Regions from separate parts of the Homo sapiens genome. Here region 2 is linked to region 1. Evidence: chromatin contacts called from ENCODE Hi-C or POLR2A ChIA-PET data. All regions are on one chromosome and are shown on one strand. Each heading gives the region's core, a stretch centred on a gene start or an enhancer-like site at or near the end of the contact. The rest is flanking DNA. Distances are from core to core; before and after follow the strand shown.

What was found. A loop is a pair of places that touch in the nucleus more often than their neighbours do. ChIA-PET counts read pairs that join two places held with the same protein, here RNA polymerase II (POLR2A). Pooled maps may share reads with other maps.
Region 2: a pooled map shows a loop between it and region 1 (2.8-fold over the local background). The contact joins two enhancer-like sites. A Hi-C loop is called at or near these places in 8 of 168 maps with a recorded cell type or tissue (CD14-positive monocyte, CD4-positive, alpha-beta T cell, CD8-positive, alpha-beta T cell and 5 more), 20 of 37 single-sample maps with no recorded cell type and 15 of 50 pooled maps. POLR2A ChIA-PET finds 5 or more read pairs at or near these places in 11 of 52 experiments (B cell, CD4-positive, alpha-beta T cell, CD4-positive, alpha-beta memory T cell and 7 more).

What each region holds. Positions count from the first base shown.
Region 1 is chr1:26,319,268-26,322,945 of GRCh38, forward strand. It overlaps CD52 (CD52 molecule), which reads left to right. Exons shown (of 2, transcript NM_001803.3): 2 at 904-1,256. The coding sequence ends at 1,035. It overlaps CRYBG2 (crystallin beta-gamma domain containing 2), which reads right to left. Exons shown (of 20, transcript NM_001039775.4): 19 at 2,897-3,056; 20 at 2,598-2,789. The coding sequence ends at 2,701. Among named protein-coding and RNA genes, the nearest start is that of CD52, 3.1 kb to the left of the region's middle. RefSeq lists enhancers at 1-456, 2,290-2,339, 2,477-2,978. Within about 2 kb of position 2,429, at least 5 of the 41 ENCODE cell types and tissues checked have a DNase peak (open chromatin) inside an H3K27ac peak, as active enhancers do; they include CD14-positive monocyte, CD8-positive, alpha-beta T cell and OCI-LY7, where a contact is called at or near this core.
Region 2 is chr1:26,122,239-26,128,700 of GRCh38, forward strand. PDIK1L (PDLIM1 interacting kinase 1 like) reads left to right here. Exons shown (of 3, transcript NM_152835.5): 3 at 1-3,317. The coding sequence ends at 339. Among named protein-coding and RNA genes, the nearest start is that of PDIK1L, 14 kb to the left of the region's middle. RefSeq lists silencers at 1,200-1,494, 6,420-6,462. Within about 2 kb of position 4,338, at least 12 of the 41 ENCODE cell types and tissues checked have a DNase peak (open chromatin) inside an H3K27ac peak, as active enhancers do; they include CD14-positive monocyte, CD8-positive, alpha-beta T cell and OCI-LY7, where a contact is called at or near this core.

The sequences.
Region 1 (3,678 bases), core at 1,179-3,678:
CATTGAAACCTCGTCTCTACCATAAATACAAAAAGAAATTAGCCGGGCGTGGCGTGGTGGCGGGCGCCTGTAGTCCCAGCTACTCGGGAGGCTGAGGCAGGAGAATGGCGTGAACCTGGGGGTGAAGCTTGCAGTGAGCCGAGATCACGCCACTGCACTCCAGCCTGGGCGGGCGACAGAGCAAGACTCTGTCTCGGAAAAAAAAAAAAAATTAGCTGGGCGTGATAGCGGCTGCCTATAATCCCAGCTACTCGGGAGGTTGAGGGGTGGAGGTTGCAGTGACCCGAGATCATGCCACTTCACTCCAGCCTGGGCAAAAGAGCGAAACTCTATCTCAAAAAAACAGAAAGTTTCTGTGAAAGGGGGTGGACAGGGGCAGTGATCACCTCTGTCCCTGCCTGTGTCAAAGCAGGAAGCAGTCAAACATCCTGACAGGACCTTGTGGAAGAAGTAGTGGTCACATGGGGCAGAACTGAGGACTGTTTTATGGAGGTGGGCGGATGGAGGGCGGGGAGGGTAGAAAGGGGACTGCATCTTTAAATAACAAACACGCTATTCAAAAGTCCCCTGAGGGCTGGGTACGATGGCTCACACCTGTAATCCCAGTACTTTGGGAGGCCGAGGCGGGTGGATCACCAGGTCAGGAGTTCGAGACCAGCCTGACCAACATGGTGAAACCCCGTCTCTACTAAAAATAGAAAAATTAGCCGGGCGTGGTGGCACGTGCCTATAGTCCCAGCTACTCAGGAGGCTGAGGCAGGAGAATCACTTGAACCCGGGAGGTGGAGGATGCAGTGAGCCGAGATCGCATCACTGCAGTCCAGCCTGGGTGACAGAGTGAGACTCCACCTCTAAAAAAAAAAAAAAAAGTCCCCTGATCTTATCCCACTTCTCCTCCTACAGATACAAACTGGACTCTCAGGACAAAACGACACCAGCCAAACCAGCAGCCCCTCAGCATCCAGCAACATAAGCGGAGGCATTTTCCTTTTCTTCGTGGCCAATGCCATAATCCACCTCTTCTGCTTCAGTTGAGGTGACACGTCTCAGCCTTAGCCCTGTGCCCCCTGAAACAGCTGCCACCATCACTCGCAAGAGAATCCCCTCCATCTTTGGGAGGGGTTGATGCCAGACATCACCAGGTTGTAGAAGTTGACAGGCAGTGCCATGGGGGCAACAGCCAAAATAGGGGGGTAATGATGTAGGGGCCAAGCAGTGCCCAGCTGGGGGTCAATAAAGTTACCCTTGTACTTGCAGTGGGGTCCTGCTTGTGGTTACTGGACATCCCTACGCCCCAAGAGCCAGCTGTGCAGCAGCACCAGGGAGTTTCCCATGTCCCCATCAGCAGGGAAATTGGCACCAGGGAGCAGCCCCCAGCTTCCCCACCTAAATTCCAATGCTGAGGGCCCTTCCCCTTAGAAGCACATTGCAGGGACAAGGCCCAGAACCTGGCAGCCTCACCAACCCTGCAGTTGCGTTTGCTTCATCCATCCCTGGGTGTTTGGGAATGATGGTACTAGAGATGCCACCACCCTGGACATCCCAGGCTCAGAGAGCCCCTACCCCACTACCTGGGTGTCTTCAGAATGACAGATCCAGGGAAATCCCCAGTCCCAGGGACACCCCTCAACAAGGTATTTAGATCCCCAGCAAACCAGCCCCACAGGCATCTGGGGCTGGAGAAGGATGATGGGTGGCTGTCTACCTCCCACGCTGGCCCAGGGGCTGGGAAGGCAGGAAGGGCAAGCAGCTGCTCTGACCACTCCCACCCTCCTGGGCTTGAGGCATCGGAGGTGGGTGCTGCAGAGATGGAAGGGAGCCCCAGGGCACCCCCCAAGGGCCCCTCCCACCTTGGCTTCTTCCTTGAGGACCTCCAGGGACAGAGGGAGCTCCCTCTCTTCTATGTCCTGCCCTCTCTGAGCTGGGTTAGAGACCTGGATGCCCTGTCCTGGCTTCTCTAAGACCAGAGTTGGGGTGAGTGCAGCAGAGCCCTGGGGGCACAGCCCTTCAGGGTGTGGCTCACACTCATCTCCCATGCCTGGCCCACTGCACCCCCATCACACTAACCTCCACGTTTTCACCCTGGACTTGTATGCATCCCTAGAATATTCTTTCTCTGCCTCCTGGAGCCTGGCTAACTCCCCACCCTAATATCTCAGCTGCAGGTCCCTGACGTGTGCAGAGAGACATGTCAGCCTGCCCTGCACTTGTGGGGGTGATGTTCCTGCTGTGTGAGTCCCTCTACTTCTTTCCTCCCTTCTCATGGATGCATCACCCTACCTGTCAGGATCCTCTGTGGGACTGTGCGTTCCCTAAGGACAGGGACCGAAAGGCTCAGTTTGTGTCTGTGCCCGCACAGCCTAGGGCCCCACCCGGCTCAGAGCCTGCTCTCACAACACTTCATTTGGGTGGCTGCGCGAGACTACACTCCCCAGTTAGTCTGGTCCCAGGGCGCCCTCTGATGGCAGAAGGAGGCCTAACATCTGAACCCGAAAGCTGGGGCCTGGAGGGAAGAAGCCAGCCTGAGCGTCAGGGAAGAAGGCAAGTGAACAAATCCCCACCCCACCCCGAAATATCAAGGTGCACAGAGACAAGGGTACCTGGCAGCATATTAGAAAATAGCTTATGTTACAACAAAAACCCTATAAAAACATTCATCCCAGCAAAAGCCTCCAGGGCTGGAGGGTGAGGGGAAAAGTTTCAAAGCACGTGGATAGTCCAGATCTGGGATGCCCTGTCCTCATCCGGCTCCCATAGCACCACGTGGTCCCGGTCGTAGCCCCGGCCTCCTGGGGGTGGGATGGGGATTAAAAGATAGGGAGATAGTCAGAGAGAGCTGGGACTCCATGGCTCTCAGCCCCCTCAGGAGCCCTCTTCCCCATACATCCCACCTTACCCTTCACGTCCAGGATCTGGCCTTCGAACATCTGGCTGCAGATGTGGCCCGATTCACTGATGCTCCACGTCTGGCGCGGCAGGCGGCTCTCGGCCCACAGCACCACCTTGGAGCCTGGGCTAGGGGGTCCAATCACCTGTAGGCTCATGGTGGGGGCCATCTGAGGCCCCAGGAGGTCATCAGGCATTGTTCCTCCCCACAGGGACTCTACTGTACCCAAGAAACCCTTGACCCATCTGCTCTGAATCCTGGCTCTTAGGGACTGTGGCCCTGGGCAAGTCTCTTAATCCTCCTCAGCTTCAGTTTCCTCTCGGGGATGGGAATCCCCAAATGCTGGCTTTTGTGAGGGTTCAGTGTGAGAAAACATAAAAGGGCTGGAAAAATATTAACTCCTCCAGGAATCCTTCCATGATTGGCTTCCAAAGCATAGGCTTTAGCATCAGACAAATCTCTACACATTTACTAGCTGTGTGACTTTCAGCAAATTACCTAACCTCTCTATGCTCTGGTTTCCTCACCTGTAAAATGGGGAGTATAAAAAGACCTGCCCCACGGTACTCTAGACTAAAGATTATAGGAGGCATTTGTGTGAAGAACTCAATGCAGAGCCTGGCATGTGGTCAGCCATCTCTCTCATTCTAAGTAAAAGACAAAACCTCTCAATGGCCTACAAAGACCTACAGTCCTTATAACCTTTCTGGCCTCATCTCCTGCTACCTCCCCCTTACTCAACTCACTCTAGCCACCCAGCTAGCCTTGCTAGCCCAGAAAAATCCCAGGCA
Region 2 (6,462 bases), core at 3,088-5,587, 200 kb before region 1:
TGGGAAGGACATTACACAGCAAAAGCTGACATCTTTGCTCTGGGGATTATCATCTGGGCAATGCTGGAAAGGATCACATTCATAGACACAGAGACAAAGAAGGAACTCTTGGGGAGTTATGTAAAACAAGGAACTGAGATTGTGCCTGTTGGGGAGGCACTTCTGGAAAATCCCAAAATGGAACTTCTCATTCCTGTGAAGAAAAAATCTATGAATGGGCGAATGAAACAACTGATTAAGGAAATGCTGGCTGCAAACCCTCAGGATCGTCCAGATGCTTTTGAACTAGAACTCAGATTAGTACAAATTGCATTTAAAGATAGCAGCTGGGAAACGTGACACATATTATTTGCAAATACCATGGATGATATGCTGCTTCTGTTTAACAGTGATGCAACATTATGTGGCTGAAAAAGAATATAAAAAGCTAGACTCTACCCTCTAAGGGTTTAGATTTTTTGTGGGATTTTTTTTTTCCTCATTTTTCTTAAATCCAAGTTGGCCGTTTTATTAGTATGTTTCAAATGTGTATTACCAATGTGGGTGTAAATTTTTAAAAAATGATTATTGATAGAAGTTTGGCAGGAAAATTCTTTAAGAGCTAACAAGAGAAGAGAGTCCAGTTTTCTGGAAATATGTCTTTAAGTATTTTAGACATTCCTCGTCAGTATTAGGAATTTCCATGGGAAAAGAGGTTTGCATGCTGGTAATGCAACCTTTGAAACTTTGTAAAGGAAACATATATGTATATATTTATGTATATGTAAGTATGTGAATGTGCGCATTTTGCATTCCATATGAAAAAAATGCCACGTCTGTTTAAATTATTTGATGTAGGTTTGGGTTTTTGAGATTTGCTGGTGAAGTCAGTGACGAAAAATAAACCTTCCCTTATCTTCCTACTCTGCCCCTCCCCCTAATGAAATCATATTAAGTTGTTTTTTTTTTTTTTTGTAATATACAGCTTTTTTTTTAAGGCATCATTTTCGAGGGTCTAAAATTATCTGGTAAAACAAATGAAATTAAGTGATCCAAAGCTGCTGAAGTATGTTTGAACTCTCCAGTGCCCTATAGCTGCAAGAGTTGAATTAGTCATGCAGTCATATGGCAGCAGGTTGGTGATTCAGTCCGACCTTCTTTAGGTAACCGAGCATTTATTTAACCAACTATACCACTGCATTGGGACGTCTGCACTTGAGCTTCTACAATCTGATATAAATCTGAATACAGGATTATTCTGTTTGAAAACTTTGCTATGTGTGAACTGTAATACTTGATACATTTTTGGTTTGAAGACTTTGTCTAAGCCTCATTATACTGAAGTTGAAGAAACCAAATGAGCTCCACCCTCACTTTGCCTGCCCTGATATGATCACTTGTTGAGTCACTGGAGTTCCTTTCATTTTGGCACTGATGCTGTTTTCTCTTGTCTGATTTGAAACAGTACTGGTAATAATATGGTTGTTGAAAATGTGATCACCTTTATCTAAAGTGGGAGAAGATACATACACAGTATGGCAAATGGATAAAATATTGTGGCATCAACTACTTTTAAAGTAGAAAAGCTATCCATTTTATACAATCACTGATACAGTCTATGTCAAAAAACCAACAGACCATTATTCCTCTTGAAGTTAGTTTGATTTTATCTTTGTATGGTTGTCTACAATTTGTTTTCCTGTAAATGCAGATAGTTAAAATCTAAAGGATAGAATGCTTTCCTAAAACAGAACATTAGCCTTTAAGGTTAAATAGACTTTACATTGTATCTAAGTTAATCTTTATAAAGCACTAGAATTTTTGGTCAAAAGTCAAAATAGTATTAGAATATTGAAATTATTGATAGCTTTCATAATCTCAGCTTTTTTGAACTTCCACAATTTTTGGAATATGTCATAATTTTTTTCCCTGTTTCAAATGTGTTCAGAGGAAATAGAATGTAAAACATCACAAAAAAAATTGCAGTACATAAAATTTCTGGACTATGTTAGTTACTTGATCTGGAAGTTTAAAATTTGGACTAAAAGGTTTTATTGAAATAAAGCCTCTTAAAATGAAAAATCATATACTTTTAACATCACTTTTAAGCTAATAAATATAAGAATTCTTTTGGAAATTAGAGGTGGAAACACACTGGAACCTCATGATAATTGACCCTCTGGATCACCAGATTAGTTTAATTTAACAGATATGTCCAAGGAAGTTGAGCTATAGGGAGTAAGAAAAAGCATCATGATAACGTCTAGTCAATAACATGGCACTTCAGCAGAGATTCATAGATGATGGTATGCCCATGCATCATTTGCTCTTCAAATATCTATGTGCTTGGAGCCACAGTTTCCTAAGCGCATAGTTTTTGGTCCTGCCTCATGTAAAATAGTTAATGATTATCATTTACTTGGAAAGATTTTACCTGTGAAGTGAAATTCTTTCATTGGGGGTAAGGGTATGAGGTGATCAGGAAGTTTCTTCTGGAATTTTATCAAGTCCTTGTATTCTAAAATAGCCAAGCAAAATGATAGTAAATTCTTTGTCTTTGTTCTTTCAGTCAGAGGTATTTATTAAGTACCTACTGTGTGCTCAGCACTAAAGGTTTGTTGATAAAATGACAATTAAAAAATGGCATTTAGCCAAAGGCCTTTTCAGCCAGGAGTAAGAAAAGATGGTTAGTGATATTTGGAAATACCTGGATATTTGCTAGAGGAAAAATGAAAGCAAAACTTCGTACACAGTGCCTTGCCCATAATAGGTACTCAATAAGCAATTGTTCCTCATAGAGTCTTTTGCCATGATTTATGGTGTTTTTTGAAATTTGTCTTAATTGAAAAAAGACCAAATATTTCAAATGAGCTTATAGGCAGCTGTGGCCAGTGAAAATATGGGGTTGTACAGTTAGTTCCTAGAATGTTATTTTGCACTAGTTGTCACTTAGAAAGATGGGGTTCCTGTAGATTTTTTGGTGCTAAGGGATACTTTGTCATTATGATGAAGTAAGTGTTAAGTGTCAGATAAATAGCACACAGAATAGTTCTTTCTGCTGGTCTGTTTTTTCTCTTCGTTGTTGTTGTTTTTAATTGTAAATTGTTATCAATCAAACTATTGTAGCAGCTACAAAGTAATTCACCAGCATGACAAAATGGTCAAAAAATAAGTCATCAGCACTTAAGAAATGAAAGCAACTTTTGAAATTTTCTGTTAAAATTGTCAAATATATTTTATGAAGAATTTATAAAAGGGGAAAATGATTGTAATTTATTGTTCATGACTTTTTTTTTTAAATAAAGTGAGTTTCAACAAAAAAAAAACTGAAAATTCTACATTGCTGCTTTAGTGGCTCTGTGAGTAGTTCTGTAGTACTTTACTTCATGAGCATAAAATAGAAGGTATAAAATCTGAAACAATGTATTTTTCAGACTTACCTTTTAAATGATTCTGAAATAGAAGTGATTGCCAAGGAAAAGATGATTGAATTATAGGAGTTTCAGCATTTCAAGTTCTCTGAAATTTTAGTGCTGTCTTGCTGTATTTGCTTTGCACACAAGAAGAACTCGTATTGCCAGAGATGAAATTTTTTATTCATTTATCCTTCTGTTTCATTAAGCTGAGGATGCAGCTCAGACTCAGCATAATATATATTAAATAAATGAGAGGATGCAGTTTTTCAATCTATAACTTGAGACGATGGTTTAATTTTCTATTAAAAATTTGGGCCCACTTTTTTATGTTTATCATTTCTGCCTGAAGATACAGTCTATTTAGTGGTCCAATGGAACAGCAGAGGAGAATATGGAAGACAGAAAACAACTCTACATGTGACCTAGTGAAAGTAGGCATCAAGAATTGTGGCTTCAAAAATCAAACCAAAAAAATAGGGGAAAAAAAAAGAATTGTAGCTTCCTACTCTTCTGCTTTCCCTTGGTATAACCTTTATAGACAGGCAAATTTTGCTTTCTAGAGATTGTTTTTAATTGAAGCTTTAAATATTTGTATTTACTAGCATTTTGTAATCCTTTGCAGTTTACAAAGCACCTTCACATGGTTTTTACGTATCTTTTTCACTGAGTTTTACTTAAAATAGGGGCTGATTTCCTGATGAAATTAACAGTAATTACACCAGTTACTGAGATGATGACAAAAGGTTTTACCTTAAGACAGGGTTTTGGTGCCTAATCTCTGACTCCAGTTGGAGTTTTCTCTGACAACGAAGCTTTATCTTTCTCACTGATGTAATGACACTTGGTTGTTTTGGTCTTTTCTTTAAATTCAAATGTTGCTCTCTTTGCCAACCAATCATAGACATCCTGTAAAGTGCAGTGTAATGACAGACGGTTGGTTTGTGGTTAGATAATAACTCCCACTTGAGAAAACCTACAAGGCTGCCACACCTCTTGAAGGCCAAGTGCGTCTTTTAAAGGCAGTACTTTCACCTTTGCAATCATTTTTCATTGCACAGAAGGAAATTGAGAAAAAAAAAAAGCTTGGGCTTTGACTTTACTCTTTTATTTCCTGTTCAGCCCAGTATTTCAAGCTCAGCTTGTTCTGAGCAGAAGTTGGGCAACTTGATATTACCAAAGGCATCCTGGTCTAGCAGAAAAAGCCCAGGCTTTGGAGTAGCAGATGTTGTGTGGTAGCTCATGCCTGTAATCCCAGCACTCTGGGAGGCCGAGGTAGGTGGATCACCTGAGGTCAGGAGTTCGCGACCAGCCTGGGCAACATGGTGAAACCCCATCACTATTTTTAAAAATACAAAAATTAGCTGGGTGTGGTGGCGGGTGCCTGTAATCCCAGCTACTTGGGCGGCTGAGGCAGGAGAATCGCTTGAACCCAGGAGGCAGAGGCTTCAGTGAGCCGAGACCGCACCATTGCACTTCAGCCTGGGCAATGAGCGAAACTCCATCTTAAAAAAAGAAAAAATTCATCAAGCTGCACTTAAAATGTTTACATTTTTCTCTAGGTATGTTATACTTCAAGAAAAATTTTATTTTTAAAAAATGTGCATTGGGGCTACTGGTGACAGCTATTATCAGGCAGAAGGAAAGGACACAGACTTTGAAAATAGACTCTTTACCTTTCTGTTACTAGCTGTGTGACTTTCATGAGTTCCCTAGCCCCTCAAATTCAGTTTCCCACATGTTTAAGCAGAGACAGTACCTGACTCAGAGCGCTGTGAAGATAAAAGGAGCCAATGCATGTAGAAATGCGTGGCATGCTCAGGAAATGTCAGTGCTTCCCGTTCACCCGGGAGGACTCCTAGGAAATGACTCTGAGCTGCCTTTACTGCTAATTTGTACTGCTGATAGGGAGCACGTTGATTGGTTTGTTTAATTTAGCTTACATTTTTACCACAATTATTAGAGAAATACATTCGGTTATGGTGATGTCCTGCGTGTCTCTTTGCCCTGCAGCCCTATTTAAGAACAAGGATAGTTCAATAAAAATCCCCTCAGCCCAGTTTTCTTTCCTCCTTCTACTTGCTGATCACATGATTGATAGTAATTCAGGATGTTTACTGTCTCTTTCACATAGACTACCATGCGTGGAAATTAGGAAAGTAGTAATAAGTACCAAATACTAGAATGACATGCCATTTCTCCTGGCTTTAGGTAGAAGGCAGGGAGCGTTTACTGACGTGATTTGAGAAGCAACAGTAGAAGCACAGCTGTGAGGGCGGCGTGGAGCAGGGCAGCAATGGCTAGAACTTGGAAGTTGGAATTACAGTAGACTCAGTGTTTCTCAACTCTGGCTACTTGTTACAATTTTAACCTGAGGAGGGCAAAAGCAAGCAAAAATCCTGATGACTTCTGCTTCTGGCCATTATGGAGTAACAGGGTTCTATTCCTGCCATAAACAACTCAAATGTCAGACACTGGGAAACTAGCAGTGCACGACAGCAATCCCTGGGAGAAAAGGATCAAATGGGGTGAGCCCTGTGGTTGCCCCAACTTGGAGGGAATCTTTAGGCTGCTGTACAGGGAATAAGTACCTAAACAAGGTTCAACAGTCTCCCTGAGTTGAGGAGACAGAATTTAGGGTTCAGGGAGCACAAGCCAGCTAGGATTCATGGGGCAGAGTATCAGAGAGAGAGAGAGAGACAGATGGTAACAAAGAATTCCAGACCTTGTTGTTTATTTTTTTTCTTTTCTTTTTTGTCCTGTTTTTTATTTGTCGGTGAGAGTTCCAGACCTTTGCAGAAAGTTTTTTTCAAGACATCAGCTGAGGCAGGGCCAGGTAACTCACATCTGTAATCCCAGTACTTTAAGAGGCCAAGCCAGAATGATCACTTGAGCCCAAGAGTTGGAGACCAGCCTAGGCAACATGGTGAAACCCTGTCTCTACAAAAAATAAAATAAAATTATCCAGGTGTGATGGTGTTTGCCTATAGTCCCAGCTACTTGGAGGCTGAGTTGGGAGAATCACCTGAACCCAGGAAAGTCAAGGCTGCAGTGAGCTGGAATCACCACG